Linked DNA regions of Homo sapiens: regions 2 and 3 are each linked to region 1. Evidence: read pairs that join two places in POLR2A ChIA-PET (ENCODE). Cell type or tissue: MCF 10A. All regions are shown on one strand.

Region 1 (4,000 bases):
TCTGTCTTCATTTCCTCAGCGTCATATGCTTGACTTTCTCCACCCCCAACCTGCTCTGCCTCTGTGATTATCTTCCTTTTTCTTTACTTCAGGACCTTTGCACTTGCTTTTCCTTCTGCTTGGAAAGCTCTTCCCACAGCCAGTTGGGTGTCAACTCTTTCCCATCATTCTAGTGGGAGAGTTACCTCTCCAGAAACCCCCTCTGGGACCTCCTTTTTCAAGCCTACCCTACTCTCCACCGTTTCACCCAATTTGGTTCCCTTCATAGCTGGCATCACTGTCTTGATGAGGGCTGAGCCCATGTGTGTCTTGCTCACTGCCATGTTTTCAGGATTGAGAGGCTGTTAGTACATAGTAGGTGGTAAGTAAACATTTGGTTGAATCCATGAACATCTATCATGCACGGTGGCAGCCCATTATGGGGAAGATACTGGCTTAGAGGAAGATGCCCAGAGTCCCCTGGAGAAATGGAGGAAGGCTTCACAGAGGAGGGGGCTCTCCATGAAGGCAGATTCACCAGGCTGGCAATGGGAGAGGACATTCCAGGGGTGGAAACCAGCAGGGCCAAGGCTTAAAGAGTGCACACAGTGGGGTGAAAGGGAACTGCTGGAAGTGGGGGAAATGGGAGATGGAGGAAGGTAGGGCAGCAGGTGAAGCTGGAGAGGAGGCAGGGGAAAGCCTTCTGCCCCAGGATCGGATCCTCTGAGGGAGGGGGTAAAATGATGGTCACCAAGATCAGATTTAATCTGCAGGCCTGTGAAGGAGGCACTGGGCTCCTGGTAAATAAGAAATCTCCCAGGGCAGAGACGTCACGCTGGAGGACCACGTGCTGGGCAAGATCCTCAGGTGTTTACTTAACATGATCAGTGTTAACATTTGAATTAGTGGCTGATGCTTAAAATTGAGAGGTTTTGTTTGTAATCCAGGTTTCTGATTTTCCTGAACAGTCAGGACTCTGATTACCTCAGGCCCCATTCTCAAATGGCAGCCATGGCTGAGCAGTGGACATTCCCTCCTGGGGGCATGCTCTCACCAGCTCATCCAGCCCACCCGCTCCATTTCTCCTGTAGCCATGTGCCCGAGGGTGTTCTGAAGATTCCAACTTTGCATCAACTCATATTCACTGAATGGATCTTTGGAAATGGTGATACTGTTTTTGACCTTGAGAAAGTTTGACTTTCATGTTACATGAGATGGACAGACAAGCAGTTCAACATATCACAGGACAGCATCTGTGTGTGGAAATAGTGGGGAGAACAGAGATGGTGTGGTTAGCAGAATCACGCCCCCCCAGTATGTCCATACTTAAATCTGTGGGATGTATAAATATGTTACTTCACATGGGAAAAAGGGCTTTGCAGATGTGACTAAAGGTATTGGCCTTGAGATAGGGAGAGCATCCTGGGTTGTCCAGGTGAGCCCAGTGTCATCATGTGAGTCCCTAAGATAGGATAACTTTCCCAGCTGGGTCAGAGAGATGAGTCAGAAGGAGGAGAAATTCAAAGCTTGAGAGAGCCTCACCCTGTTGCTGGCTTGGAAGGTAGAGAAAGCTGCCAAGGCATGCACATGGCCCCTAGAAGTTGGGAAGGCTGAGCCGATAGGCAGAGAGAAAACAGGGGTCTCAGTCTTACAACTACAAGGAAATGAATTCTGCCAACAACCTGAATGTGTCAGCAAATTATCCTCCCCTAGGGTCTCCAAAAAGGAACACAGCCTGTGGATACCTTGATGTTAGTCCAGTGAGGTCCACGTCAGACTTCTGACTTACAGAACTGCAAGAAAATATTTGTGTTGTCTAAGCCACTAAGTTTGTGGTGATTTGTTGGGGCCGTAGTGGGAATCTAAGATAGGTGGTTATGGTTCTGGAAGTAAAGGAAAGCTGCCCTTCAGCTTGCAGAGACTGGAAGGCAGCTCCACTTGAGGCCAGGGGTGTATGTGCAAGGTATTGGGTGGGGAGAGCTGACCTTAGGATGGAGAATAGAAACAAATGTGCTGAGAAGGATGCGTCCAGCTGCCCAGGAGAGAACGCTGGCAGTGCTCACCAGTATCCTGAAAGGTAGAACAGGGTGAGTCAGCCCCAAATAACCACCACCATGAACTGGAATCCTGAGAGCGAATTACCCACTTAGCAGAGTGCTGACGCTGCCATTTGCTTAGCAGACTTGGCAGAGGATCAGCAGAACGACTTCCTAGAAATGCTGGGGCAAAGAAACACATTGGAAAGTGTGTGATCTGCTGAAGTGTTTTTATTTTCTATTGAGAATGTTGTGTTTGTGCTTTTTGTGTCCTAACTGTGAAATGATACATTGAAAGATTGATTTTGTTAAGAAACTGCTCTTTGCTTGCTATGATCTTCTGGTATTTTTGAAAGGTTCTCAGGGAGGGGGTCATTTCTTTTTTTCTATCACTGGCAAGTCTGAATCACACACCATTATTTATAGAGTAGTTGGGCAATTTCTCTCAGCTTTTCTGATCACCAGCTGTACCAGCTCTGGCATAGATCTTAGAACGTTGTCTGTGGCCTGTGGCGGTGATGACTTCCTGGGAAAAGCCCACATTGAATTCTTATGATGATGTTGAGCCTAGGTATAAGTCTATGTCCATGACAAGGAGCAGGCTGAATGGCCCTGGGAACCTGGCCCCCCTTCCACACTTCCCTGACATTCACTCTTTAACCTGATCTTTGTTGAGTGTGGATTGTGGACCAGGCCCTCCCCTGGATGCTGGGTGTGAGCATCAGTGGGGAGATCAAGTCCTGTAAATCAACTCACATGTCAGAGATTTGGGGAGCAGAGATGGTGGGATGGCAGCAGGATGAAATCTGCACTATCTGTATACCACGAAGGTTATTTTGACTTCACTCCTAATACGTTAAACATTCTAGATTTCCAGAAAACTTACACTTTTTCACCAATGTGATGAACTTCAGCTGTGTTCTGTTGTTGCAGGATCTACCCCTGCTATCTCCCTGAGTCTAAGAAGCGTTAGTCAGGTGAAGCTGCAGCCCTTACCTGCAGGCTGCAGAGTATCATCCATCCTGAGAGATGTGGGGTTGTAGAGAGCAGGAGGGGCTGGATGGTGAGTGGCAGGAGAGGAAGTGTGAAATATGCCTGGAAATGGGTGAAGGGGATACCTCCAGCTGTAAGGATGCTGAAAGATTTTCTTGAGGGATGTTCCATTGTTTTGGGGGTCATTTAAATATGCCTTATATGTGTGAGTATTAAAAAGAGAAGAAAGAGGGACCACTTTCAATAATGGGTACAACTTATAGACAGAGACGAATAAGAAGTAGAAGACGAACAACAACCAAATGCACATTCCTAACAAATGCACATGGAACATTCTCCGGGATAGTCTATATACTAAGTCACGAAACAAGCCTCACCAAGTTTAAAAAGATTGACATTATATGAAGTCTCTTCTCTGACTACTATGGAATGAAGCTAGAAATCAATATTAGAATAAAAACTGGAATTGTAGGCCGGGCGCAGTGGCTCATGCCTGTAATCCCAGCACTTTGGGAGGCCGAGGCGGGTGGATCGTGAGGTCAGGAGATCGAGACCATCCTGGCTAACATGGTGAAACCCCGTGTCTACTAAAAATACAAAAAATTAGCTGGGCGTGGTGGCGGGCGCCTGTAGTCCCAGCTACTCAGGAGGCTGAGGCAGGAGAATGGCGTGAACCCGGGAGGCGGAGCTTGCAGTGAGCCAGATCGTGCCACCGCACTCCAGCCTGGGTGACAGAGTGAGACCCCATCTCAAAAAAAAAACAAAAAAACAAAAACTGGAATTGTTTCTTCTTCTTCCTCTTCCTCCTCTTCTTTCTTTCTTTCTTTCTTTCTTTCTTTCTTTCTTTCTTTCTTTCTTTCTTTCTTTCTTTCTTTTTCTTCTCCTACTCCTCCTCCTCTTCTTCTTCTTCTTTCTTCTTCTTCTTCCTTTCTTCTTTCTTCTTTCTTCTCAGATTTTCACTCTGTCACCCAAGCTGGAGTGCAGTGGCACAA
Region 2 (4,000 bases), 98 kb after region 1:
ATACATTTGCAAAATAAATGGAACAGAAATAATTTCAAGAAGAATTAAAGAGAAAACAATTCATATGAAAGCACAAACAGGGCCAGGCGCGGTGGCTCACGCCTGTGATCTCAGCACTTTGGGAGGCCAAGGCGGGCAGATCACCTGAGGTCAGGAGTTCGAGACCAGCCTGGCCAACATAGCGAAACCCCATCTCTACTAAAAATACAAAAATTAGCCAAGTGTGGTGGCACATGCCTGTAATCCCAGATACTTGGGAGGCTGAGGCAGGAGAATTGCTTGAACCCAGGAGGCAGAGGTTGCAGTGAGTCGAGATCACGCCACTGCACTCCAGCCTGGGTGACAGAACGAGACTCTGTCTCTCAAAAAAAAAAAAAAAAAAGAAAAAAAAAAAAAAGAAAGCACAAAGAGGTAAGGCGTTTGCATAGTTTGTTTCTGCAGAGAAGAGAAAAGTGAAATGGAGAAGATTCCAGAGATACAATTAAGAGAGCTTTCCTGAAATCTAAGAAGGGTTGAAATCAAAAGATGTAAGGTATTCCGGGTAAAATCAATACAGATTTATCAACCCCAGGCTACTTTCTCATTTCACTAAACTTCAAAGAGAAGCAGTCTCAGACAACAATAACAACAACAAAAAAAAAACAAGTCATTTTTCAGGACTAATCAATTTCCTGAATTTACAGGAAAATTCAGACTGGCTCAAACTTTTCCAAGCAAAATAGAACATTAGAAATAAGCAACCATGAGCTCCTCTTGAAAAAAAATCTGAGTGCCTATGAACGCGGGCCACTCGGGAGGGGCAGGGAGGTGCTTTGGGGAGTAGGATGGCTCGTGAGAGGGGATGGTCCCTTGCAAAGCACCCAGGGGCCCAGCTGTGGCGAGGACACCCACAAAGTAAAGGCAGCCTATGTCACCCGGATGTCATAGAAAGGTCCCCACTGCCACCGCTAATGCAAACCTGTGTATACATAGATATCTATGTCCTTGCACACACGCATATTTTAGCAGAAATGGACGTCTATCTGCACATCGTTCCTTTTTTATTTCCTAATCTGGCAACCCTAGGTCTCCCTCCCATTTCTCCCAAGTTGACCCAGACCTGGGTCGTCTCCAGCCCCCATGACTTCTGGAAATCAAACCTTATGATCCCTGCCAGCACCTTACCCTAACACAGTGAGCCCAGGCGGTGTGGGTGGGAGAGTGTGCCACCTCTCCCTGCAGCAGGGAGGGGGTGATGTCAGAACAGGCGTGCCCCTTTCTCAAGGCTCTGCTTCAGCTGCTGCTGGGCACCTTGTGAGCCTCCTCTGGGGACCACGACATTCCAAGTTCATCAATGCATCCAGCTCACCCCTGTGTATCCTCTGTGTGTCGGGGTAGTGGAGAGGGCTGGAGGCCCCTCAAGGAGCTGTGCAGTGAGTAGCCAGGAGTGTGCAGGTGACTTTGAGAGAAGTGATTTTTGCTGGTAGTCACAGGGGCTGCAAACCCTCACGTTGATATCCGGCCCTCTGCCCCCCAGTGCTTTAGGAAGGTGGCGCTGCCCTCTACCCTTCAGGCTCTGAGCTGGGGGTGGTGTGGGGCAGAACAAGCGCAGACTCAGTGGTCCCTGGAGAGCTGGGACAAGGACAGGAGGGCACTGATGGGGAAGCATCACTGCCGGGCAGCTGGGAATCCCTGGAAGAGCCATTCCTCATCCCCACTGCCTGGCCCCCTTGATGTCCCCTAAGCATCTCACTCCACATCACTGCCTCAGATGTAGCTTCTGAGTCTACATTGAAGCTGGGATGCTGTGGGCTGAGCACAGGCACCCAGTAGAGCAGGGTGAGTGGACGGGAGGAACCACCAGGCCATGCAGCTCCTTCCCCCACCTGCATGCTGGCCGTGCGCCCAGCATGGGCTCGCCCAGCGGGAGGACACGGCAACAACCACAACAGCCAAGAGGCGGGAGAGGCCAGCGGGCACTGACGGTGAGTGGATATTGGAAATGTGGAATGTCAACACAACAGAGCATTATTCAGCCTAAAAGCAAGGAAGCCCTGCCATTTAAGACAGCGTGGATGAACGTGGAGGATGCTGTGCTGGGTGAAATGAGCCAGCCACGGAAGGACAATGTCACACAATGCCCTTATATGAGGCATGTGAAATAGGCTCGTGGAAGCAGAGAGGAGCATGGGGGTGCCAGGGGCTGGGGGAGTGGGAGGGAGAGCTGTGAGTTCAAGGGCATCATGTTTCGCTCATACAATATGTATTGGTCCCTTCTTGCGTTGCTTAAAAGAAACACCTGAGACTGGGTAACTTCAAAGAAAAGGGGTTGAATTGGCTCCTGGTTCTGCAGGCTGTACAGGAAGCACGGCAGCTTCTGCTTCTGGGGAGGCCTCAAGGAGCTTTTACTCATGGCAGAAGGTGAAGCCGCTGCAGGCACATCACACAGGGAGAACCGGAGCCAGCGGGGGCGGTGGGGAGTGCCACACGCTTTTAAAAGACCCGATCTTTCAATAACTCACTCACCATCACAAAGACAGCATCAAGCCATAAGACGTCCACCCCGCTGACCCAAACACCACCACCCCAGGCCCCACTTCCAACACTGGGGTTACAGCTCAACATGAGGTTTGGGCAGAGACATGGATCCAAACCATCTCACAAGACGAATACGCCCCGAGGTCTGCTGCAGGCGTGGAGCCTCGTCTCCAAGTCATGTTGTGTGCTAAGAGGGTAGATCTTATGTAAAATGTTCTTATCACTCTCAGAAAAAAAACAATAAACACACAGGGTGGGAGGAACTTTTTAGAGGGTTTTTATGGCATCGGCCGTGGCGGTGGTTTTGTGTGTTTATGGCATCGGCGGTGGCGGTGATTTTGTGTGTTTATGGCATCGGTGGTGGCGGTGGTTTTGTGTGTTTATGGCATCGGCCGTGGCGGTGGTTTCGTGTGTTTATGGCATCAGTGGTGGCAGTGGTTTCGTGAGCGTACACTCATCTCCAGACCCATCCAGTTCCACACATTAAATATGGACAGCTTTTTGTATGTTAATCATTCCTCAATTAAAAGGTTTTAAAAAATGTTAAGATGGTGAATTGTATGTTATGTGTATTTTACCACTATTAAAAGTAATTTTAAAAGAAAAAAGTTGGTATTATCATTATGTCTATGGTAGTATCTTCTCTTTTACATATATACGTGTGTGCAGGAGTTATAATTTTTATTTCCTCTATAATTATATCTGTTTTCAGGCATTCTACAGTGAATCATTGCAATAAGAAAAAACAATGTGGGCAACATCTTTTGAAGATGCCTGGGAACCGCCTCTGTGTCTTTTAAAAGTCTTCTGTTGAAATGTTTGTGAAAGTTACACTGATCAGTGTGGGCCACAGCTGCAAGACCTCTTCCTCCATAAAGCGGGTGGAGGAGAAGAGCAAAGCGACCTTGAGGGTCCTATGGTCACCTCAAGTGCACAGACTCAGACACCCGTGAAAACTGGAGCTGGCAGCCAGCAGGAGGGAAAGGAGATGGGCTGGGACCTGGAGCTCAGAGAGCAGCCACTATGACCCCTGAGACCCGAGCTTCCCATCCCAGGCCTGTGTTCAAGAAAACCCTCATCTTCCAGCCGCCAGCACATCCTCCCACCTTCTTGAAAACACAGTCAAGCTGTGATGTTGCCTCTGTCCCCTTTGAGGCCCCCTGGGGGAGGGAGGGGTCACATGGGAGCACAAGACCCCAGTGAAGGGTCCCAGCTCCCACCGCTCCTGACCAGGCTGTCCCTGCCGATGGAGGGATGGGGTCGCTCAGCTGCCTGCAGGCCTCGTGGACAGCAGGCCCAAGGAAGGATGGCAGTCTCACCAGCTGACCAGACCCTGCAAGGGTCCTGCCGCCCCAGGCTGCCCTGAGAGGTGGACACAGGGACCTTTATGAGGGGGCATGAAGGGTGGTCATGGCTCTCTCTGGGAGCAGCCATGCCTTCTGAGCAGGGTGATGGGGGTGGAGCCCGCAGTGCTGTTGAAACA
Region 3 (4,000 bases), 55 kb before region 1:
TCTCTAGTATTATGTTTTGTTTTAAAGTCTGTTCGTCCCATATGATTAGTAGACTCGCTCCAGCTTTCTTGCAGTTGCTGTTTGCAGAGCATATATATTTTCCATCCTTTTACTTTCCACTTATTTGTATCTTTGAACCTAAGGTATATCTCCTGTAAACAGAATACAACTGGATTTTTAAAAAATTGTCTGGCAATTTCTGCCTTTTGGCTGGGTCATTTAATCCTTTCCCATGTAATGTTATGACACATAGGGTGGATTCACATCAACAATTTTTCTCTTTGTTTTCTATATGTCTACTATCTGTTTTGTTTCTCTATTCTTCCTTTACTTCTTTCTTTTGAATTAAGTGAATATTTCCTAGTGTAACACTTTAATTCTCTTAATGATTTTTTTCACTTTTTTTTTTTGGTTATTTTCTTAGCGATTGACCTAATGCTTACTATATACATCTTAGCATATTAGAATCTATTCCAAATTTATACTAAATTATAAGATATAAACATTATTTTTATATAGGCATATTCTCTTTTCCTTTGTTCTCTGATTATTGCTATACATGTTACATCTGTATAAGGCACAATTCAATAATACATTTTTGTAACTATTTCTTTAATCTTGTATCTTTTAAAGAAGCTGGGATAAAAGGAGAGCAAGTACATATTTATAGAGTTACATTAACCTTCTGATTTCCATTTCTGGTTCTCTGTATTTTTTCCTGTGAATTTGAGTTTCCATCTGGTGGTGTTGCTTGCTATGTGTATGTATGTTTCTGTGTGTGTTAAGATTACTTTTTGGGGTCATTTGCTTTCAGCCTGGAGAACTTTCTTTGTTATTTCTTGTAAGGCATGTCTGCTAGCAACAGATTCATTTGTTGTTTATCTGGAAATCCCTTTATTTCACCTTCATTTTTAAAAAGTAGTTTTTCTAGATATAAGATTCTTTTTTGCTTTTCGTTCTTTGATTATGTCATCTCACTGCCTTCTGGCTCGATTGTTTCTCATAATAAGTCAAAACTTAATCTTACTGGGGTCCCTTGTATTTGAAGAATTGTTTTTCTGTTGATTCTTTGAGGACTTTCTCTTTGTCTTTCAGCATTTTAACTCTGATGTGTCTGGGTGTGTATCTCATTGTGTTTACTTTTTTTTTTTCTTTTTGAGACAGGGTTTCAATCACCCAGGCTGGAGTGCAGTGGCACCATCTCGGCTCACTGCAACCTCCACCTCCCAGCCTCAAGTGATGCTTCCACCTCACCCTCTTGAGTAGCTGGGACCACAGGTACAGGCCACCATGCCTGGCTAATTTTTGTATTTTTGTAGAGACAGAGTTTCTCCATGTTGTCCAGGCTGGTCCTGAACTTTTGGGCACAAGCAGTCCGCCCACTTCAGCCTCCCAAAGGGCTGGGATTACAGGCGTGAGCCACCATGCCTGGCCCACTTTTTGGTGTTTATTGAGCTTCTTAGATGTGTAGATTAATTCTCTTTATCAAATTTGGGAACATTTCAGCCATTATTTATTGAAATACTTTTTATGTTCCTTTCTCTATCTCCTGTCTTTCTAATATTCCCATTATGAGTAGGTTGGTGTGCTTAATGGTGTTCCACATTTAGAGTACACTTACAGTACAGCTTCTAAGACTCTTGATTTTTCTTCATTGTTTTTTTTTTCTTTGTTCTTCAAATTGCGTAATCTTTCTTTATCTCTCTTCAAGTTCACTGATTCTTCTGCCACTTTGGATCTATTTTGGAACCCCTCTAGTGGATTTTTAAAATTTCAGTTATTATACTTTTCGACTCCAGAATTTTCATTTGGCTCTTTTTTTAGAATTTTGATCTCTTTGTTGCTATTCTGTGTTTGATGAGACAGGGTCGTTATGCATTCCTTTACTTTTTCAATGACAGTTTCATTTAGTTCTTTGAACATATTTATAGTGATTGTTTTGAAGTCTCTTTTTTTTTGATAAATACGACAACTGAGCCTTCTCACAGGCAGTTTCCATTGCCTGGATTTTTCCCCATGTGTGTGTCACACTTTCTGGTTTCTTTGTATATCTCATAGTTTTTTGTTGAAGACTTGTCATCTTAGATGACACATTGTAGCCACCCTTGATTCTGATTCCCTCCTTCCATGGCTTCTCCTTGCTTGCTTATTTATTTGTTTAGTAACTTGGCTGGACTATTTAGCACAGTCTGTTTCTCCTGTGGTGTGATTCCTCTGACATCACTCCCCAGAGGGCAGTCTTAGGCATGTACAGTCACCCTGGGATGGCAGTGGTTTTAGCAGGGCTCTCTCTGTCTCTTTCCATGGCCTCTCTCTCAAGCTCTCTACTTATGTTTGTATGACACCATCTGTTAGGTTCCACTCATTGCCAGCCTATGGCTCTGTTGTTCCCAACAATAGCTTGGGGCACATGATGCTCTACAGCTTGATCTGATTAAATCCAGGCCCCTTCGTAGGGGTATTTTTGAGGCCAGTCTTTGAGGTTTGTTCTGACCCCAGGAAGGCTCTTCTGAGCTGTCTCTTCCCTGGCTGTCTCCAGTAAACCAGCCGGAATATGGTTTATCTTGGTGTTGTCGCGGAGCCACCAGCTTCCTCTTCGTTCCCTGCTGCAAAGCTCCGTTCTTTCCCAGACTACCTTAGGCTTGAACTTCTCCACTCTGCTTTAAATCAGTTCCCATGGGGAGCACTTTGGAGTTCTCTAACCTAATGGGTAGCTTCTTTTCCTGGGAAGAATTCCTGAGGCACTGCTCTGGAGCTGCAGGCAAGGACAGTGGCCCACTTTTTGTGGAGTGACATGTCTGCCTCTCATGCAGGGCACTGGGTGGGGGAAATCGCTTCGAATCTTCAGAGCTTGTCTCTCCCAGTGTAGAACCTCTGCCCAATGAGTCAACAGAGATGAGGGCAGTGAGGCCCCAGTGTTCTGAGCCTGCCACACCCTGCATACTATGAGTTGGAGGAGGAAGGGAGTCCCAACCTTTCAGCTGCTTTTATCTGGAGTAGAGCTTCTAAAGCACAAAGTTGGGGGGAATGAGAAATGCGGGCAGCCTTCCCCACCTCCCCCAGCCTGGGGAGATACCGTAGCCCTGGACTGGGAGCTGGAGGGAGTGGAGCCCTGTCTTCTTGCCCACACCTACTTGGAGCAGAGCCTCTCTCACACCAAGCTGGGCAGGGAAGCAGGTTTTGGCTGAAGTGCCACAGACTCAGTCTTCTTAACAAGATTTAGTAGATTTTCTTGAGCCAGTTTTTCTCAATTTGCTGTAAACCCTTAGGAAAATGTACAGAGACTTTAAATGATTATGTTTTTTAAAACTTTTTTTTTTCAGTGATAGCTGTCTCTGGGGAGGGGTCTGCTGAGCGACTTGTGCTGTCATTCTAGAAGTCAGCTCCCCAGTGATGTGGCTTCTTTGCTGAGCTTTGCCCTTGCCCATCCCAAGGGGTCCCAGTGAGCACTGGAGGCTCTAGGTTGGGCTGTGCATTGACACTTAGCATTCTCGCAGTTGTTGTAAAACACTGACCAGACATGAGGGACCTGCTACTTGTTTCAAATACGTTTAATTTTCACAGTCTTTGTTATGCAAGTAGCAGGTAAACAGGCTTACTTTGTGCTTTGAGTTGGCAAATGTAATTTATCTGAGGATTAAGTGGAGGTAAATTGTGCTCCCCTCGTGGCTCCCTGGGGAGACTGAAGAGGCCACTTGGGCAGCCACCTCCAGACTGCGGCTGGTCATGCAGGGAGCTCCCCGAGTCACCACGGACGTCCTCCGTCCTGCCTCACTGCTCATGCTGTATCATCACGAGGATGCTTTTGCACACGCTGGTCCTGAGGCCCGTGTCCTCTGCCCTCCCTCCAGGTCACGCATGACCTGCTTCTTCAGGCCTCTGTGACGCCCCAGAGAGGAGAGCTGCTCCTTCTGATGATATCTGACCTCATCAGGGAGGATTTAGAGGCTGACTGATGGCCAACTATCTAGAGTTTATTATAGTTTCTTTATGGATACAG

Evidence for each region. Peaks named below come from ENCODE experiments on the same cell type or tissue, not always from the same donor. Only the 100,000 strongest peaks of a DNase experiment are listed, where the experiment ranks them.
Region 2: POLR2A ChIA-PET joins it to region 1 with 5 read pairs; 2 of 35 experiments call an interaction of 5 or more read pairs at or near these places.
Region 3: POLR2A ChIA-PET joins it to region 1 with 8 read pairs; 1 of 35 experiments calls an interaction of 5 or more read pairs at or near these places.

Annotation. Positions count from the first base shown.
Region 1 is chr12:131,165,411-131,169,410 of GRCh38, forward strand. All of the region lies in intron 1 of LINC01257 (long intergenic non-protein coding RNA 1257), which reads left to right. Among named protein-coding and RNA genes, the nearest start is that of LINC01257, 2.4 kb to the left of the region's middle. In MCF 10A, no CTCF peak of the experiment used is centred here; a DNase peak (open chromatin) is centred at 2,121.
Region 2 is chr12:131,262,976-131,266,975 of GRCh38, forward strand. No RefSeq gene overlaps it. Among named protein-coding and RNA genes, the nearest start is that of LINC02415, 33 kb to the right of the region's middle. In MCF 10A, no CTCF peak of the experiment used is centred here; a DNase peak (open chromatin) is centred at 1,906.
Region 3 is chr12:131,109,958-131,113,957 of GRCh38, forward strand. The region is part of intron 18 of ADGRD1 (adhesion G protein-coupled receptor D1); the gene reads left to right. Among named protein-coding and RNA genes, the nearest start is that of LINC01257, 53 kb to the right of the region's middle. In MCF 10A, no CTCF peak of the experiment used is centred here; DNase peaks (open chromatin) are centred at 2,224 and 2,914.